2 separate regions of the Mus musculus genome follow, and region 1 is linked to region 2. Evidence: chromatin loops called from intact Hi-C (ENCODE). Cell type or tissue: left cerebral cortex. All regions are shown on one strand. Each heading gives the region's core, and the rest is flanking DNA. Links, peaks and the distances in the headings are about the cores only.

Evidence for each region. A loop is a pair of places that touch in the nucleus more often than their neighbours do. Peaks named below come from ENCODE experiments on the same cell type or tissue, not always from the same donor. Only the 100,000 strongest peaks of a DNase experiment are listed, where the experiment ranks them.
Region 1: a loop joins it to region 2, with 4 times the contacts of the local background. A loop is called at or near these places in 6 of 42 quality-filtered maps.

The regions. Positions count from the first base shown.
Region 1 is chr14:74,718,393-74,728,148 of GRCm38, reverse strand. It overlaps the pseudogene Gm9212. Among named protein-coding and RNA genes, the nearest start is that of Esd, 9.0 kb to the left of the region's middle. In left cerebral cortex, for the core only: a CTCF peak has its summit at 4,422 (motif pointing right); a DNase peak (open chromatin) is centred at 4,418.
Region 2 is chr14:73,520,042-73,529,797 of GRCm38, reverse strand. It overlaps Nudt15 (nudix (nucleoside diphosphate linked moiety X)-type motif 15), which reads left to right and starts at 4,549. Exons shown (of 3, transcript NM_001360484.1): 1 at 4,549-4,738; 2 at 6,304-6,500; 3 at 8,124-9,756. The coding sequence starts at 4,584. The coding sequence ends at 8,284. Gm41209 (a long non-coding RNA gene) reads right to left here and starts at 4,496. Exons shown (of 3, transcript XR_874819.2): 1 at 4,252-4,496; 2 at 3,889-3,961. In left cerebral cortex, for the core only: a CTCF peak has its summit at 4,902; DNase peaks (open chromatin) are centred at 4,578, 4,804 and 5,497; H3K4me3 peaks cover 1,068 bases; H3K27ac peaks cover 1,217 bases.

The sequences.
Region 1 (9,756 bases), core at 677-8,676, 1.2 Mb before region 2:
GTACGTGAGACCCAATCCATGTGTAGAATTCATGCCTAATATTATAAACCAGGCCAAAACTCTATGTCTATGGATGCTCTCGGCCCTACGGAGAAACATACTATGTTTTGCTAAGTGGACATGGTGTCAAACTGCTTTCTAAATATTCATGTTTATATCCATAATTAAGTATGTTTCTTAGCCTTGGTCAGAGAAGCTTCTGTTTGCAGTGGCCAGTGGTTAACGCAAAAAGTCATAACTAATCGAGTGTGGAGAATAATGGCTACAGAGTGCTCAGCTATAAGTAGGGTCTTTATCACATCCTCCAAGGCTCGGGGGACATTTTGGAAACAGTGCGGGGGAAGATCTAAGAACTAGAGGATGAGAGGAGTCATGTGAAATGCTATTTTCTGGATGGAGATCATACAACCATGACCTCGCAGCACAGGTGGCTGTATATTCAAGACCTGCATAAAACTAAGCCCATCAATACCCTGTCAAAGAATGGAAATGGGTTTATGAGCTGTACTGTACAGAGCTTGGTGCTGTAGGAAGTTAATGGTGTCTGGGGAAGGGGAGCCACATTCCTCAGTAGTGTAGTTACTGGTAATTGCCCTTGCTCCATTAAACAACCCCCACCCATGGTTATGTATGTTACTCTAATTAAATGCATGTCACACACAAGCATACCTGTATTCATGTTCATCAATGCACAAGTGCATACTCACAAGCACACAGGCTCAATACCAGTGACTTTCCAGAGAACCTCTAGGTTTTCAGTGATGGATTGGAACTGCCAAAGTATCCAGGAGTTTTGGGTAGACTGCTACGGAGTTTCTCTCCAGTGTGCACACAGCCACTGTTTCTCCACCCAGCCCTCAGTGGGAACCCCAATTTTACACACACACACACACACACACACACACACACACACACACACACACACACACACTCATTGATTCTGTTCTTCTAAAAACTCCTGTTCAATATAATATCCTCATGAAATTTAAAACCTTTTAAAATTACAGATGAGATTGACAACTTTATCTAGGGACACACAGGACTTCACTTACGCAGCCTGGATATAGTTTCAGCACGTGTTTCTCAGGAACCCAGGATGACTGAGACAAATCTTTAGCCATCTGATAAATGTAGGAGCGTAAAGAAGAACACAGTCAAGAATGGAACAGTTGAATTTATTGTTAACTCAGGAGATGGGGAAGCAAACAAAGGCAGTAGATGTACAGATCCCCGCAATTCTCTCACCGCCGGGGGAAAATTTACTGAAGGGAGGCTGTGATCAAATCACCCAGACTTCTGAGAGCAGGAGAGGTATGGCTTCCTTTTGTTTCTCTGGGAGCAGAGATAAATAACTCTATTTGAGGGACTCGGGGCAGATTCTGCTGGCATTGGCAGGAAAGTACGTTTGCCTCTGTAAATGTCTTTCCTGGTGATAGCAAACCTCTCCTGGTCTATAGGGGCTTTAATGATGGTGAATATATCTTTTGAAACTTCATATATAGAAAAGCAAACTTAATACTTATTGAAATAAGGGTTTTGCAGTACATGTAAGCACGGGCAATACAAACACAGGAAGAATATTGAGAGGCCTGAAGGCTGTAGTTTTAGAAGCATGAGTAGCAGGCTCTGAAGTGCCCCGGCCAACTCACACATTATTGTTCCCTGTCTTTATTTATCTAATTCTTAAGAAGTTTGAGGTGATGGGGGGAAATGCACCGGTAAACAGGATCGGCATGATAACATTGCAGATAAGGCAACGTGGACAGGAGAAATTCCACAGGATCCCATCCGTAGATGAAGAGGTGGTCAATGGGCTGCTGAGAGGGAGAATCAATTTTCATCAGGGACAGCTCCCACATATGTTGTCCAATCCCAAGCTGTCAGCCCTGGACACCTGTGCATATGAACAAAGCTAAATTAACTCAGTAGGTTGTATATACATGGATATATATGTATGTATATATACTCATATTTACATATGAGTGTATATATACTCATATTTATATATGTATATGTGTGTATATGTACATATGTATGTATGTGTGTATGTATATGTGTGTGTGTGCCTGTGTCTGTGTGTATGAATGAGTATGTGTGTATATATGCATACATTCTAGAAAGATATGATGTGAATAAGGGAGACAGTGGGAATGATACAGATCAGTACTCATGAAGTTCTCAAAAAATTAATTAAAAAAATCGAAGCTTAAGTTTGTCCAACAAATGGATCTTTTTCAAAAAAGTTTTTTTTTTAAATTAAGAATTTGAATTGAAAATTACATTTCTAAGCTCCCTTGAGCATTCCTTGGTCTTTTGGCTCTGTCTTCTTTCTTATTCTAGATGGTGATCGTTTCGGTTAGCCTCAGTTCCTGCTGGAGATGTGATCTATCTTCTTTATGCCCATCATCCTCACTGATCTCTGTTGTGCTGAGTAGCATGAGTAGCAACTTTTGGTTTTTGACATATTGGCTTTGGAATTGAGGATACAGAGTTTTGGAACTGTGGTCACAATACTCTGAGCCTGGAGCCTAATCATTTTTTTAAAGGGTCTCATTCAGTTGTTCTTCTATCTTCTATTTATCCTGTATATTTCCAAACAGTGTCAACATTTCCTAAGTTAGGAAGAGCTATCATGCTCATCTCCAGCATCTTTAGCTTCTACACTATGATTCCTCCGGTGTCTGAATAGTCAAAAGCACAAATCTGATCACATGTGTTGTTCTCCACTAAGTTTGTCAGTGACCTCCACCACTCATCAGAGAGATTCTTAACAGGAAAACTTGGAGTTGTCTTTGATCTGCCTCCTCTCCATAAGATTCCACCTCATGCTCTGCCATTCCACTTTCTCTCTTTACGTTCAACACGGGGCTTCTGGTTTCTCAGTATTCTCCTGTAGCCTGAGGGTTATGGTGAATTAGTATGCATTCATGGATATGATTTAGTCATTTCTTCCTGGTGAGACAAAATACCTGACAACTTAGGGGAGGAAAGGCTTATGTTAGCTCATAGTTTCATGGAGATTTCAGTCCACCACAGCTGGAAAGTCATGGTGCAACCCATGGGAGCCTGTTGAGGTACTGGTCTTTGTTTCTTTGTTTGTTTTTGTTTTGTTTTCTAGGGTTTCTCTGTATAGCCCTGGCTGTCCTGAAACTGACTTTGTAGACTAGGCTGGCCACAAACACAGTGTTCTGCCTGCCTCTCCCTCCTAAAGGTTGGGAATAAAGGTGTGCACCACACCAGGACATCTGGTGTGCCACCATATCTGGCTCAGGATACCCAGCAGGAGCCAGGAAACAGAGAAGGCAGCTGGACCAGTAGGGGGTAGAATCCTCACAGGCCTCTTGCATCTATTTAAGCCCCATCTTACAAATTTGGCACAGACTTTAAGTTAGGTCTGCAAGATGGGAACCAAGTTCTGGATAGAAATCCTCTGAGGAAAATTTCTGATTCCAATCATCACAACGTAGTTTCATCCATGGGAACTTTCCAGTCCTGCTAAAGCATAGTTTTCCATTCCTGTCTGTGCCTTTGTTCTCAGCTAGGCTGTGTGGGTTTTCTCTGAAGCCAAGGCTTGAGCTTTCCACCAACAGCCTCACTGTAATGTCCAGGACCCCTACTGCATAGCTGGGTGAACTTTACTTTTATTTGTTTAGTTAATTAATTTTGAGACAGGTCTTACTACCCACACTTGGCTGGTCTTGGACTTCAAGTCCTCCTTTCTCTGCCTCCTGAGTGCTGGGGTTACCACCTGGATGCATGTTTATTTAAATAAACATCCACCGAAGGAAAGAAAAGGGGGATGCACTCAAACCTTTAGGTCACTGTTTCCTGAAAAGAGGTTTGAGGACTGTCTGTTACAGAAACACTGTGCATTATGTACAATTTTAGTTTCCTAGACTAGACCCTACACACTTCTAAACAGAAGGGACCCTGTACTCTGCATTTTAAATGTATTTTAAAATGTTTAAAGACTGAGAGCTATTATTCTGGAGCTTTTAAAAACATGGGGTTTGTTGTTGTCCAAAGTGAAACTATTTGATTTAGGGGATTTTCTTCTGCTGCTCACCTGTAGTCTGTGTACACCTTGACAACGGCCATCACTTGCCCTGGCTGCTCTTGAGCCCTCCGTTTCTGCCTTATTTTCTAATTTTCTGTTTCCTTCTAACTCATGATGGCAATGGACAACACCTCATCACATGATCATACAACAACCCACAGGTACCTGTGATCTCAAACTTATCAGCCATGGGAACCATAGAGTTGCTTATTATCTGCACAGGCTCCAACTCAGGGCATGAGGAAGGTCTCTGTAGGACATGGGGCAGACTTGGGTGTGTTGTACTTGCTGAGGACTCCCTTGGGGATTCCATGGCTCTTTTGGTTCTTTTCGGAGTTCTGAAGGCCTGCAGCTGCTTGGCAGTGGGTGTCCAGTAGATGTCAGTCAGTGGTAGAGAATGCACTCTGCTCCAAGGATGGTTGGTAGGGGTCAGATGAGCCTCCTGCCTCCCCAGCCAAGACGACTGACAGTTTTTATGCCATTTGAAGAAAGCGTAACTTGATTACTTTAAATAATGGCATTTCAGAGAAAGTAATGTTTTTTCTAAGTCAAAATCAGTCTATATCCAACTCCCTTTTTGCCTTAAAGGTTGATAGGAAAGTCCAAGGGGCTGCTCCCTTCCAAGAGTCCAAATAGCACATAGTCCCAAAGCCTCCTGGTGCTCTTGTCTGTAGTGCTGGGGTAGGGAGGTCTACCTCCTCCGCTCCTGATTTAGGCTTAGAGCATGTTAGCCAATCAGATTTTTTTTCTCTACTAAACATAGACAGCCGGGAGGAAGTCTTTCTGACTTCCAGCTCTAGTCCAGGATGGAACAGGCCATTGGTCCTTCTCAACTGTAGCAGTGTCAGCAATGTGTTTCCCCTCGCTGAGAAACATTGGGGGCAAGGGGTGGGAGAACATCATTACTACCTAACCACAGTTGAAAGCAGGCTCCCATCCTCTGCATCTGATATGATACAACCCAGGGGCCCCAAGGGACCTATTTTGTGATCCCCTTATGGGAAGAAGCCCTCAGACTTTTGGAAACTAGACAAGGTAGGAAAACAGATGCCTCCACTTTAAACTGTATCTTTAAAAGAACTCCAAAGAATGTCCCCTTTTTTAAAAAAGTCAAATAGTTTCTTTGTTGCAAAATTCCTCAATGTAATATTTCTCTAAGCCTTCATGAAAGTATATTGGGAATGGGAAAGTAGATTGAAGAATGATAAAATGCTTTTCTCCCAGAAATCTCACAAGCTCTAATGAGATGTAACTGACAAATGAAAACTGTATATAATCGAGATATTCCATGTTACGCTTCAATCTACACGTAAGTGTATAATGATTAACAGAGTCAAATCATCACACCAACCACCACATGTTTGTATCTGGCTGTGTGAGTATTTAGAAAGAACACTTCCGATCTACTTTTCTAGCAGATTTTAAATAAGAGATACAATATCACTAACTGCTGCCATCCTGCTGTATACTAGCAAATTTATGGTTGTAAGGTTTTATTTTTTGGCCAACATCTACTGACTCCCTGGTCTTGGGTAACCACTGCTCAATTGTAATTTTATGAATTAGATTGTTATATATTCCACATGTAAGTGAGATTGAGAAGCATTCATCTTTTCTTGTTACCTTTCCCCTTGGTAGTTCATTATATATATCTAATGCCAGAGGAAAAACCAAACAAGGATAGATTTGTGAGGAACCCTTGCTAGATTTCATATATAATGTTTGCCTTAGGCTTTTTAGTCCTACTATGAATAAGCCCTTGTTACGGAAGAACTCCCTATATGTTCCCTGATCCTTATAACACCACAAATTAATGTTATCCTTGTAGTAGTCACTTTTGTCACTGTGACAGAATTGCTGACAGGGACAACTTAAGGGAAGAGAGATTTGTTCTGGCTCATGGTTCCTCTTGGTGGAGAAGGCACAGTGGGCAAAGCTGTTCAGTCCTAAGCAGCAGAAACCCGTGGTCTATGCATCCCACATTATAGCTGACCACAAGCAGAAACAGGACCAGAAGCAGGACTGTCATAGCCTGGAAGACTCACCCTCAGTGGCCTGCTTCCTCTAGTCATGCTCTGTGCCCCAAATGTCCCACAATCTCGCACTATTGCACTGCATGCTGGGAAGGAGGTTCTGGAGAAATTTCACACTTTTTTTTCTGTAGTGAAAATTTTTGTTTTGTTTTGTTTTTTAAATTCAGTTATGTCATGTGAATATGTTTTGGCTTTAATCCCAGGTGTGGGATATAGGGCTGTTTCAGTTAGTCCGTAGCTGCTAACTATGATTGTCTCGTGTTCTAGGAAAGCTGTGATCTTTGCTAGCTGCAGATGGTTTAATTCTGGGGACTCCGGAGAGGGTATAAATGCCAGAGCCCCAACAGGGGTAGAGGTGTGCCTAGAAGGCAGCTACCTCTCCCCACTGCTGCTCCTGGATGCTGATGTTGCTGTTGGTCAAGTGTTTGTGAGTAGGTGGCGAGAAGAAGTTGGGGATATTCTGACATCGAAGATTGGACTGGTCCCAAGGAACCCAATGCTTCTAACCAGCAGAAAATAGTCTATTTTGTTGACTGAAAGAAGTCTATGACCCTCCTCTTTTCCCGTAATAATCTTTCTCTACTATGCAGTGTTGGGGGACTGGAAGGGATTAGGATGAAATTTGGGTTAGAAGGGAGGTAAAGTTATAAGAACCTAATAAAATAATGAAAGAAATATGCCAACATATTTTTTGAGATATGGTTTCTCTGTAGTCCTGGCTGTTCTGGGAGTCTCTCTCTCTGTAGACTAGGCTGGCCTAGTTCTCCTACCTCTGCCTCCCAAATGCTGGAATTGAAGGTGTGCAACACCACACATGGCCTACCTTGCTTTTATGTGTCTCATTCTCTAATTTGTCTTAGCGTTCTGATCTGCACAGTCTGAAATTCATGTTCCCCTTGGCAGGTGTAATGCAGGCATTCTGGAACATACACGTTTTGTAACACCAGTGGATCTAAGGACTCTGTCAAACCAATGACATAGATGTTTCTAATTTAGTTACCAAATAATTTCCTCCTCCACTGAGGTTTGAAAGACTTTTTCTTCCAAAATTGTCCAATTTCCTGTAGATTGTAATGTGACTATTTTAATCACAGAACACTGCAATTGCTCCATAAAGGTCATCAAATCACAATTCTGAGGCAGGCATTGAAAAAGCATCATTGAGTTTGATTTATCTTCCATCCACTGTTTTCCTAGGGTTTTGTATTCAATCTTCTGGATTTTTTTTTTAAATGATGACTGTTCTGTAGATTAGACAATTAAAAAAAGTTGGTTGATATGCTTCTTATAATGCCCTTTAAAGTGTTCACTACTGTGAAAGTTCAGTTTTTCAGAGGTTTGGATGGGAACTTGGAAATAGTTATATTAGAAGGGAAAATGGAAAGAAACAGCCATGCAAAGCCTTAGAGGGGCAGCTACATGAATTGGAACAGGAAGAGGATGGAGCCACTCTGTGGAGAAGGTTTTGAGGGGCATGTTGACCTGGGGTAGATCTGGAGACTCTTCCTGCCAGGGGATCCATCCTTGCTGAGGAGCATCCCTCACAGCTCATCACAGATGACTAGATTGAGAAGGATCTCCAGCTACTCTAGTTTGCATCCTCAGGCAAGGCTCAGAAGGAAATATCTGTCTTCCGTGGGGAACCTGAACAATGATCAGCAGCAATTCCTTAAACATCTACACAAGGAAGTACAGAGAAGATCAAGTGACAATTGGGAACCATAGAGAAAGATTAAAGACCAGCAAATAGATATAAGTCATGGCAGATCATAAGTCAGCACATGTATAAGATGCTAGAAGACTGACTGGTAGGAAGATGGTAAAAGGGAGAGAGATAGGAGAGAAACAAGTTGAGAGAGAGTAGCAATGGATGTTGAAGTCTTCCATGAGTAAGGAGGACTTATGTACACATCTTTATGGAAGCCTTGGGTGTTGTAGGAAGTGGATTGTGTCTCTATTCCTGCAAGCCAATTCTAATGCTACTGATCCCTACTTATTCGTTTCCATTTGTATCCTGACAGTAAATTCTACATTCTCTGAAGAAAGTAGCATGTCTACCAGTCATTTAAAACAGTACTTTCCAGTCAACATCCTTTTCTTGGTTAGCTCAGGAAGTACAAAGAACATGTCAGAAAGTTATTTCTGAAGCTACTTACTTTATGTATAAAGGACATAGAGTTTTTTGCATTTCTGCTTTGTTTGAGAGGAATGTGAGTATATATTCCCTGGGCAAAAAGCTGAGTAAAAAGGAGAGACAATCAAGGATATGCTATGATTCTCTCTTATCCAATCAAGAGCAATCCCTTCTGTAGAGAATTATTCATGTTGATAATCACATGATTATCTTTAGCAGAGTCTGTCTACCCTACACAGGAAGTTAAAGCCACCAGGAAGAACTGTATCTTTCCCAAGGATATACTCATGCATACAATGGGAAGTGCATGGTGGAACAAAGTCACTTGCCTTACAGGGAGACAGTGAGGAAGCAGAGAGAGAAACAGGAAGGGGACAGTGTCCCAGCGGGTCCTTCAAGAGCACAGCCCCGATTGCTACTCCTCCAACTAGACTCTACCTCCCAATGGTGCTGCATGCTGTCAACCAAAGCTTTATCAAATAGCCTTTGGGAGATGTATTTAGATTCAACAAGGTTTATAGAAAATAATCTCTGGTCATTAGCACAGTAAACACAGTAAACGTATAACAGCAGACACAGGTGTCTGTATCTTACTTTTATTCTTTTCTTATTAGTATTCCATAAAACGTGTTTTTAAATTTATTTAATTTTTGTTTTTATTATTTTAATTTTTAATTAATCCATTTTATATTTTTATTGATTTTATTTTTAACCATCAAATGGGTTTTGATTGTAGTCATGCTCTCTCCTCAGTTCCTCCCCAATTCACCCCCTTTTACCTATTCACTTAAATTTGTGTCATTTAAAAAAAATCAAAACCAATTTGTGTTGCCTAAATATTCCTGGAGGTGTGGTCTTCTTCTGGAGAGTGGTCAACTTGCCAGGGGTAACACTCTTGGAGAAAACTAACTAACTAACTAACTAACTAACTAACTAATTAACTAACTAACTAACTAATTACCCACCCCCAGCAGCTTTGAAATGCCAGTAATTCTATGTCTTGGGGTAGGATTGTATGCCCAGCTCTTCTATTTGCTGGGATTTGGTCTCATTTGGGCTTTTACAGGTTTTGTACACACTGTTTGTGATTGCTATTCAAATCTGTGATCTAGGCGAGCCCAGGCCTCAGCATGACTGTGGTGTTGCTCAGCATGCACACAGATCTCTGGAGCCTGGTCAGGTCACCACCAGGTACTACAGTGGGAGGCTGGTGATTAATGCCAACCTTGAAGCCAGTGGAGCACCAGTCCACGAACTGGGTAGTACGCTTGATCGTGATGGTGACAATGGCAGCATTGACATCTTTGGGAACTACATCACTATGATACAGCAGGCAGCAAGCCAAGTATTTACCATGACAAGGACCACATTTCAACATTTGGTTGGCTGGCTCAAAGCAGGCATTGGTGATCTCTGCTACGTAAGTTGCTCATGGTAGACTTTCTCAGCAGAGGTGACAGGGGCATAAGTGGCCAGAGGAAAGTGGATTCTAGGGTAGGGCACCAGGTTGGTCTGGAATTCTGTCAGATCAA
Region 2 (9,756 bases), core at 915-8,914:
TGGATTTCTGAGTTTGAGGCCAGCCTGGTCTACAAAGTGATTTCCAGGACATCCAGGGCTACACAGAGAAACCCTGTTTCGGAAAAAAGAAAAAAGAAAAGAAAAAAAAGAAAGGAAAAGAAAAGAAAGAAGAGCAACCTACTCTCTTTAACAGGAATGCCTACTGCTATGGACATTGTCAGTCCCCAATTCCAAATTCTCCAAGGTCCAGTGACAGGAGGAGTCTGCCTTCCATAGGCCAGTCCAAGGCTACTCTCCTCAGATATACAATCTTCACAGATAGAATCCTACCCCCAGCAAGGGTGACTTTTTGACATTAAGTAGACATTTCACTTCACACTGCCTTGACCTCCTCACTGCTACATCCACTCCAGTAGTGACAAGCACGCGACAGGACCTGAAAACCTGGGCGCTGTCTCGAGGCGAAAAGTTCATGGAAACTTAGTCTCCTGGAATCATGGCATCCTGTATAAAGAATGCTCCAATGTCCTTGCTTCAGTTGGTAAACGGATCTGTGTGCTTTCCCTTAATATTGCTTTATTACAAGTGCTCCTAAGGATTGATATTTTGACATATAGCTAAGTTAGATTCTAGGCAGTCCTTGATCCGACTTGGGCATGGATAGCTAAGTCACTGCCCTACACAGAAATTTACCATTATCTAGGAAGAAGGAAGTTTGTGACCTAAAGAGGAACCAGAGTAGATACTTAGAACTATAGATAGCTGAGTTACACCCATACACAAGTATTTACAATGGCCTAGGGGGGAGGTAGACTATACAATAGACTAGAGTAGGAAATATGACAAGGGCACAAAGCCCTTGCCCTTGGCTTCTAAGATTAAGTGGACCTTAGGTGAAGCTGTTTTTGATCCCAGTTGTTAACATTGAATTTTATGCCAGTTTGTTCCCACCAGTCCTTCCGTGTTTGCATTCCTGTTTTGTGTAAGAATCCAGTAACCTCTTTGTACCTTGCTAGTTTGTCACTCAACTTCCCTATTTCCTTCTGTATAAAAAGTTTGATGCTGGATTTGACAAATTACATTCAGATCCACATTCCCTTGTGTCTGTCTGTCAATTCCCACCGACTCCTTGTCCACCTGCAACCAGAGACCCATTCCACGCAGACAGGGACCAAAGAGGGTCTGCGGCACCTCACTTCATGACTTTTCTGCAAGTTCGATTTGGGCTTTTAAAAAATGCTAGATATACTGAGGCTTAATACACATGTAGCAAATTCCCTCTTTATATAACAAAGTCTTTTGAGTTAAAACACACAGTCATGTTACTAACATCATAGTTTATACATAGACATTTCAATATACTGGAAAAAATCTCTCCAGTTTGTTATTTTTGTTGTTGTTGTGAAAGGAAATAAAACTTGAGACCTGTGGTTCATGTAATTTATGTCAAATAGCCCAAAGAGTTGTTTGTGAGCTTTGAAACCTGGGGCCGAGAACATAGCAGAACAGGCCAGGTCATGCCCGGGCAGGCCCGTCATTACATGTCCTGACTGGCCTAGTGCCTCCCTATCTCCCACCCTTTGGACAGTCTGTTGATGTTTAAATGGACCAATCATGTAAAACCACACCAATCCCTCCCCAGCCCCACCCCTTTTCTATAAAAGTCCCTAGCTTCCAAGCCTCAGGGTCGAAACCACTGTCTCCTGTGTGAGATATGTTTCGAACAGGAGCTCCGCCATTATGGCTCCACCATGTGGTCAACACCTCTGTCTCCTGTGGGAGATATGTGTCGGCCCGGAGCTCCGTCATTAAACTACCTCATGCTTTTACATCAAGATGGTTGTCTGTTCGTGATTCCTGGGTGCGGGCCAAACGGATATTGAGTGGGGGTTTCCCCACTAGGTTCTTTCAGTTGTTTGCAGTTACCTCTCCCTGTAATTAAAGCCTCAGGCAAACACTGATCTATTGGCTCTGGCTATTGGCTGTTTAGTCTATTTCAGATTACCCTCTAAGTGGAATTATCCAGCTTCTGTATCTAATTTTTTTCATATAGCATAAAGCAATTGAGATTTGCCTACACAGTTGATGGTATCCACACAGTGTTCCTTGTTTCTCAGCAATTTTCCATTTATGAATGTGCCATAGTTAATTTATTTATTCACCATTAGGGTAACATTTACTAATTATAAATTAAGTTACTGCAATATTTCCACACATATCTTTGTATTAACATACACTTTCATTTGTCTCAGTCCATTATCTAGTAGTGGAATCATCAAGTTGTATCACACAAATATACTTGCTTTTTATGAAACACAGTATGCTTTCCAAAGTGGTTGTTCCATTTTGCACTTTGACCAAAATTAGCCAGACCCAAAGGCTATGCAGCCCAATGAACCCCTGTCCTGTCAGAGCAGCAATTCCTAGGCCATGGAGCTCCATGCTGGGCTTCACATCTTCCCAATCAAATGCACTTCTCTGCCACCACAAACCTGGGAATCCACGGCAGGAAAGAACTAGAAAAACAACTCGCCTTATTTTCTCTTTTCTACCTTCCCGGTCCTTTACCCTCACTCAGCCCTTCCTTGTCTCCCCTTCTTTTGCCGCTCACTGTCCCTCGATGTAATTTGTTTACAAATATACAGATATACTGTAGGCCACAATCCGCACTTAAGGAAGAACATGCAGAGGTTTTCTTCTTTCTGAGACTGTGTGACCTTGCTTAATGTTATACATTCCAAGCCATTCCATTTTTTTCTGCCAAAATATAAATTTCATTTTTCTTTAGACCTGAATAAAATCCATGTTATATATTGTCTCAGTTAGGGTTTCCATTGCTGTGAAGAGACACCATGACTAAGGCAACTCTTATAAAAGATGACATTTAATTGGGGCAGGCTTACAAGTTCAGAGGTTCAGCACATTATCATTATGGCAGGAAACATGGCAGTGTCCAGGTGTACATGGTGCTAAAGGAGCTGAGAGCTCTGCATTTTGCTCTAATTACAGTCAAGAGATATTGTTTTCCAGTAAGTTAGGAGGGGGTGGGTCTATATTTAATTTTTTGAGAAACCACCACACTTATTTCCATAATGTCTGTGTTAGTTTGCTCCCCTCAACACTGAATAAGGGTTCTTCTCTCTCCACAACTTTTCCAACATTTGTTGTCAGATCTCTTGATGATAGCCATTCTGACTGGGGTAAGATGGTATCTTGCCCAGAGTTTCTATTCCTGCACAAACAGCATGGCCAAGAAGCAAGTTGGGGAGGAAAGGGTTTATTCAGCTTACACTTCCAAATTGCTGTTCATCACTACAGGAAGTCAGGACAGGAACTCAAGCAGGTCAGGAAGCAGGAGCTGATGCAGAGGCCATGGAGGGATCTTTCTTACTGGCTTGCTCAAGTTGCTTTCTTATAGAACCCAAGACTACCAGCCCAGAGATGACACCACCCATGGTGGGCCCTCATGCCTTGATCACCAACTGAGAAAATGCCCCACAGCTGGATCTCATGGAGTCACTTCCCCAACTGAAGCTCCTTTCTCTGTGATAACTCCAGCCTGTGTCAAGTTGACACCCAAAACCAGCCAGTACAGATGGCATCTCAATTCCTCAATGGAGATAGTCAACACTTTTAAAAATAGTTATTATTTTTGTTTCTCGTTTTAAACTGTCTATTCATTTGCACATTCGTTGATTGGCAAAACTTAGGACTTTGCTAAGCATACCTAATGGATACTGAAACTTTCTAATGGATTACTATGGTAGTTTAAATATGCTTGGCCCAGGGAGGTGTGTCCTTGTTGGAGTGGTTGTGGCCTTTTTGGAGGAAGTGTGTCGCTGTGGGAGATGGGCTTTGAGATACTTCTCCCAGTTGCTGTTTGAATCTTTTCCTGTTTGAATTTAGAACAAGATATACAACTCTTACCTCCTCCAGTGCCACGACTGCCTGGATGCTGCCATGCTTCCTGCATTGATTATAATGGACTGAACCTCTGGACCTACAAGCAAGCACCAATTAAATGTTGTCCTTTATAAGAGTTGCCTTGGTCATAATGTCTCTTCACAGCAACGGAAACCCTCACTAAGACAATTACTTAGGATACAAATTAAGTATACACTCAGATATATGTGTGGAAATATAAAAACTAACATTTCAAAGAGTTAAAGCTGTCTCTGGAAGCAGGGCTAAAAGGGATAGTGTCTGTCCTTGGGCAGTTTTGTACTATTGGGTTTCTAAAATTATGCACACATTAGTAGAAATAAAGTAATACTTTTAAAGTAAACCCACCCGTCCAAAGATTTAAGATGTCAATCTTGTTACAGCTGATTTCCCCAAGTTTTTCTTTTCATATTTCAGTTTTAGTTGATGTATATTTTTATCTACTATAATTTGTTTTTCTCTAAAATATGAATTTATCCTAAAGAAACTTAATTAGTCTCATTTACTTCCCCAAATCATCTTTCAGTACTCTTATGTTAGTTATTTATATGGTTGTTTCTGCATGATCTATGCACCAGGCGACAGGTGATTCGTGAGACACAACACTCAGCGAGCAATCAGCGAGGCTCCTGCCGGTTCCCGTACAGCTTCAACGTCACTTCCGGGGTCAGCCAAATGCTATGGCCGCTAACGCAGAGCCGAGGCGGCGGCCAGGAGTTGGGGTCGGCGTGGTGGTGCTGAGCTGCGAGCATCCTCGCTGCGTCCTTCTGGGGAAAAGGAAAGGATCGTTTGGAGCCGGCAGTTTCCAGCTTCCTGGGGGCCATTTGGAATTCGGGTGAGCAGGACGACCTCCGGGAAGCGGAAGCTTCGGGAATATCACTAGTCCGCACGCCATTCTCGGTCCGTGTGACGCGCTTCAGTGCGCAGTTGAGTTCCGCGAGCTCTCTACGGCCCCGGTGTCCTCCGGGATCCAGCCAGGAGGGGGTGCTGTGCCAGTACCCGGGCCCCGTTAGTCCTCGCTCTGCCCTCTCCTGGCTGCAAGTGGAAGTCGTTTGTATTTCTTAGTGTTTACAGAGAAAGTGGATGTTAACTGGGACTTTTCCTTTTGCCCCATGAGATTTAAATATATCAGAGTTTTGTGAGGCTGGCCCCGCCGCTTCTGCGATGTGGATGTGTCAGTCCCACAAAGGGGGAAGGGTAGCTAAGTCAGTTTCTGTGCAATCGTGAAGAAACCCTGGCTCTGCTCAAAAATGTGTTCTAATCCGAGAGTGTGCCTTAAAATACAATAAAAGTATCTAAGACATCCAGATTCGGTGTGATTTCCTTTAGTCTTGTATAGTAATATAAAATAATGTAGTGTTATAAAACACTTGGAAGGTAAAGCTTCAAGCCTTCCTACGCCTTATCTAACAAGCACCATACTTGATTCTGTAGACAATTTCAAAGGAAATCTGAGACTTCCTATTATGTAATTATCTGGGTCACTATTATCTAATAGGCTTATTTAGTTATAAGAGACCGAGATCTGCCTGCCTCAGTTTTCTGAGTGTTGGGATTATGGCGTGATGGATTCACTGGATGGAGGAGCCTCTCACTGGCTCTCCATGACAGGGAAACATTACCAGGCTGACAACTTCCTTCCTCTTGATGGTAACCTGTACTTTCCTATGTGGCCTGGAAGTACAAGTGTTGCATGCCCCTTAATGCTAATCATCTCTTTCTCTGTTGCCTAATTGCCTCAATTTTTAGGCTTAAACTGGAATTTTGAAGCATAAGGAAGGCATTTAATGCACTTTCAAAACACAACCCGAAAGGAACATTAATTAATGTTTCTTTTTTTCCTGGGTACAGTTGACTCAGAAGCCTGGGTTTTGTTGTTGTTGGGTTGTTTTTTATTGTTGTTTGTTTGTTTGGTTGGTTGGTTTTGTTTTGGGTTTTGGGGAGTGGTTTTTGTTGGGTTTTGTTTTTGTTTTTAGAAATAGGGTTTCTCTGTACAGTCTTGGATGTCCTGGAATTCCCTCTGTAGACCAATCTGGCCTCAAACTCACAGAGGTTCACCAGGCTCTGCCTCTAAAGTACTCGGACTAAAGGCGTGTACCACCACCACCCAGAGAAAGCCTGGGTTCTTACCTGACACACTAAACTGCACCCTTGCTGCCTAAGTCTATCTCCAGACCTAGGAATTAATGCTGTTGTTAAGTGTTAATTTTTGCATAACCTAAAGCTCTTTGGGTCTTCAAATCACTAAATATAGAATATGCATAATGTCAAGATGGAAGATTTTTTTTTAATCAGTCTAAAGCATAAACTAATTACCATTGCTTTTACTGTATACCATAATTTTCCTACCAGGACTCTCACCTCATGTGTACACTAAGCAGGCTGTGTTTCTTTTTCCAGTGAGACCTGGGAAGAATGCGCTCAGAGAGAAACCTGGGAAGAAGCTGGGCTTCACCTGAAAAATGTGTGCTTTGCCTCCGTGGTAAATTCTTTTGTTGAGAAGGAGAATTACCATTATGTTACCATATTAATGAAAGGAGAGGTGGATATGACTCATGATTCGGAGCCGAGGAATATGGAGCCTGAAAAGAATGAAAGTAAGAGAATCAGATACAATAACGTATTATTCTTCAGAGAAGCATGGTTAGAGTATCATTGCCATATGAAGAGAATCGGATTCTCTTTGTGTCTATGACCTCGAAAGTTCCTGTGTTGGAGCTAAGAAGGTGACTTTAACCCCAGCACTTGGGGAATAGTAGGGAGAGACAGAAAGATCTCTGGGAGTTTGAGGTCACTGGTTTACATAGAAAGTTCCAGGCTAGCTAGGTCTATGTAGAGACACAATCTCAAAAAGAGACAAAAACCAAAAACCTATGTTGAAATTCCAGTCTTGGGGTGATGGTGACGGGGCCTGGGCTTTGCTGATTCTGGGCCCTTAGTGAGATGGAATGTCCTGGAGGAGCTGCAACAGACGCTTCTCACCTCCTTACCCCTCAGCAGGACTGAGGCAGAGTGAGAAGGACCAGGTGCAGTCTTCAGAGGCTCACCTGCCATGTGCAGATGCTCTGAACTTCCCATTACCTCCCAAAATGGCAGCGGCAGCGGCGGTGGCTAGGATCCACTGTTCACCACAGGACTGAATGAAGCACTGCCTAACAGGCCACAAATGGAATTAGTGCTCACATGAACGAGACCCCAGAGAGATCCTCACCACGTCCTCCATGTGAGGATACAGGAGGAGTATGGCTGTCCCATGAGCTAGGAAATGGGCCCTTACCAGACATCACGTCTGGCCAGCATCTTGATCTTAGACTTTCAATCTGCAGAATTATGTGAAATGAAAGTCTGCCGGCTGTCCTGTTAGAGCAGCGCAGAGACAATGTAGAGATGGGGAGATGTGTAGATCCCAAGGGATGGAAGATACAGATACCTGTGCTCCTGTCATGGTTCTTGCACTGTCGCTGTGATTTAGGGCACAGTGAAACCACCATGTTGGAGTACTCCATGGCTAGAAAGAAAGGCTCATCTGGGAAATTGAAAGATGCTATGGATGTCTTGGGGTTGGGGGAAGCATGGACTCGAAACGTACAACACAGAATAGTGAAAGGCGGGGAAAGCCTTGGCAGTTTTAAAGAACTAGTCTGTGCTGGGATGAAGCCTGTAAGCCAGACATCCTGGAAGTTTAGCGTGGGCGTGGGTTGTAGGGAAGTGGGTGGTCGCTAGCTGTGGGACTTCAATATGTGTTCATAGGTAGCTAGATGCCGTGCTCGCTGTGCTGTGGAGACAGGGCAAATGGAAGCTCTTCCTGGCAGAAACCCAGCTCACAGGTTTTGGAGGAATGCTTATGAGGCTTGAGTGTATCTATCAGCAATCCTGTATCCCTGATGGGCATCTAGCCTGTAATATAGACATAGGCAGTGGCCCCATCTCGGGGGTCCGGTTTGGATCTAACAGTTCTCTGTGAAGTTACTTGGCCAAGTTACTTAATGGTGGGCCGTTTTCCTCATCTGTGAACAGTAGACACCTCAGATGAGTTCAGTCAGGACTGAATGCTTTGCTACATGAGACCCTGTCTCAAACAAAGAAACAAGAAACACTCCACTGTTTTCTTGGTCACCTTTCTCTTCCCAAGCTCTTCATTCTAAATGTGGGTTTTATTTGTCCAGCAAATGCCTTGCTTTCTGCCGCTTCTGCGTACTGACTGTCAGTTTCCCTTCTAGGTTGGGAGTGGGTTCCATGGGAAGAATTCCCTCCCTTAGACCAGCTTTTCTGGGCTCTCCGCTGTCTAAAAGAGCAAGGTTATGACCCATTTAAAGAGGACCTGAACCACCTGGAAGGGTACCGAGGAGAGCACCTTGAAAGGACCACGAAGACTCCTTGATTAAAAACAAAGTCTTCAGGAAATGAAAACTTCTGTTTCAGGACAACTCGATTTTATCCATAGAGCCACGTGGTCACCAGTTTATCTGCAGTCTCCTGATATAACTCAAGAACCTTAAGAAACTCTTCCTGGGGTGTGCCGCTGAATTGTCCTGGTGGCATAGAATAAGGTGTGTAAGGAGCTTGCAGTTCATTATCTGCACTTCTGCATGGCTTCCGCTGTCCGCTGCATGGAGGCGAGCGTAATAGATTGCCTTGTGCTAGTTCAAACAGAGGTCGGAACTCAAATATGGCCATTCAAGTTCAAAAGCAAGGCGCCTACTGCCAAGTTCATCAAGCTTGATGTTTTCCTTTTCCCTTTCAGCCACTTGAAAAGAACTTTTAAATGACAATTCATGTAACTAGAGAGCTTATGAAAAGCAGTAGGCTACATTCCCCTGGTGTCTGAGAGACCCCGTGTAAGTGTGAGAGTAAGCTGTGGCTCCCGCCACTAACGGCCAGGTCCTCTGCATCTCCCTTTCACAGCCTGAGACTGGGGTCCTTGTGTGCTGGGATCACACAGGGCAATGCATCGAATCACCTACTGGGGGCAGGGGGGTCCCCAGAGGTCAGGAACTCCAGAACATCACAGCCAAAGGTTGGTTGGCTGCTTTCTCCCCCTAGCAAATTGTAAGCTTTTACTGTAAGAGATTGAACAGTGAAATGTCTCCGAGGACTGCATTGTGTGCTGCCTGCTGTCAAAGCAGAGGGTGTTCTGGCTTGAGAGAGGACTTTGGGTTTAAGAGAATCGTGTTCTTGGCCTGAGGACCGCATCGTGCTTAGCTAACGTTAAGAGCTAAAGCTTCTGACCAGCCCATTCATGCCGATCAGCAGCCAGGCTTGGGTTGCATGGACCCTCATCTTTCTCTGGTCAGGCACAGCATAGCTTTCTGCTGATGTAGTTTCTGTTACTGAGCAGTGACTGGCCCTTCTGCTGTGCAGGCCCCTGCTGAGCTCTTCATGTGAGGTGGTTTCTCACCAGTGCCATCTCTGTCCTGCACAGGTGCCATGTGGGTCCTTTACTTGTGGTTCCTGTTCTTTACCCAGTATTCCTGTTTCACATGGGTCAATTTTTGATCAGGGCAAAAACATCAAAGATAGTTGGAGAGTGCTGGCCGCACCTCCGGTGCACAGCCCAGGCAGATGGTTGATGTCAGCTGTGCCTGCACAGCCCAGTTTTTTATAATGGCCAGATATCACTAATTTCTTCATTTAATCTCATATATCTCAGGCTGGCTTCCAGGTCACTTTGTAGCTAAGGATAACCTTGAACTTCCAGTCTTGCCTCAGCTGCCCTGATGCTGATTTAAGCTACATCGCCCACCCCTCTCTAAGCGTGCACAGTAGTTGCCCGTGTGTGGCTGGTTAGTTTCCTGGGTTACTTTGTTTCAGTACTTAGGGTTGAACTTGGGGCTTGGCACATGACAGGCAAGT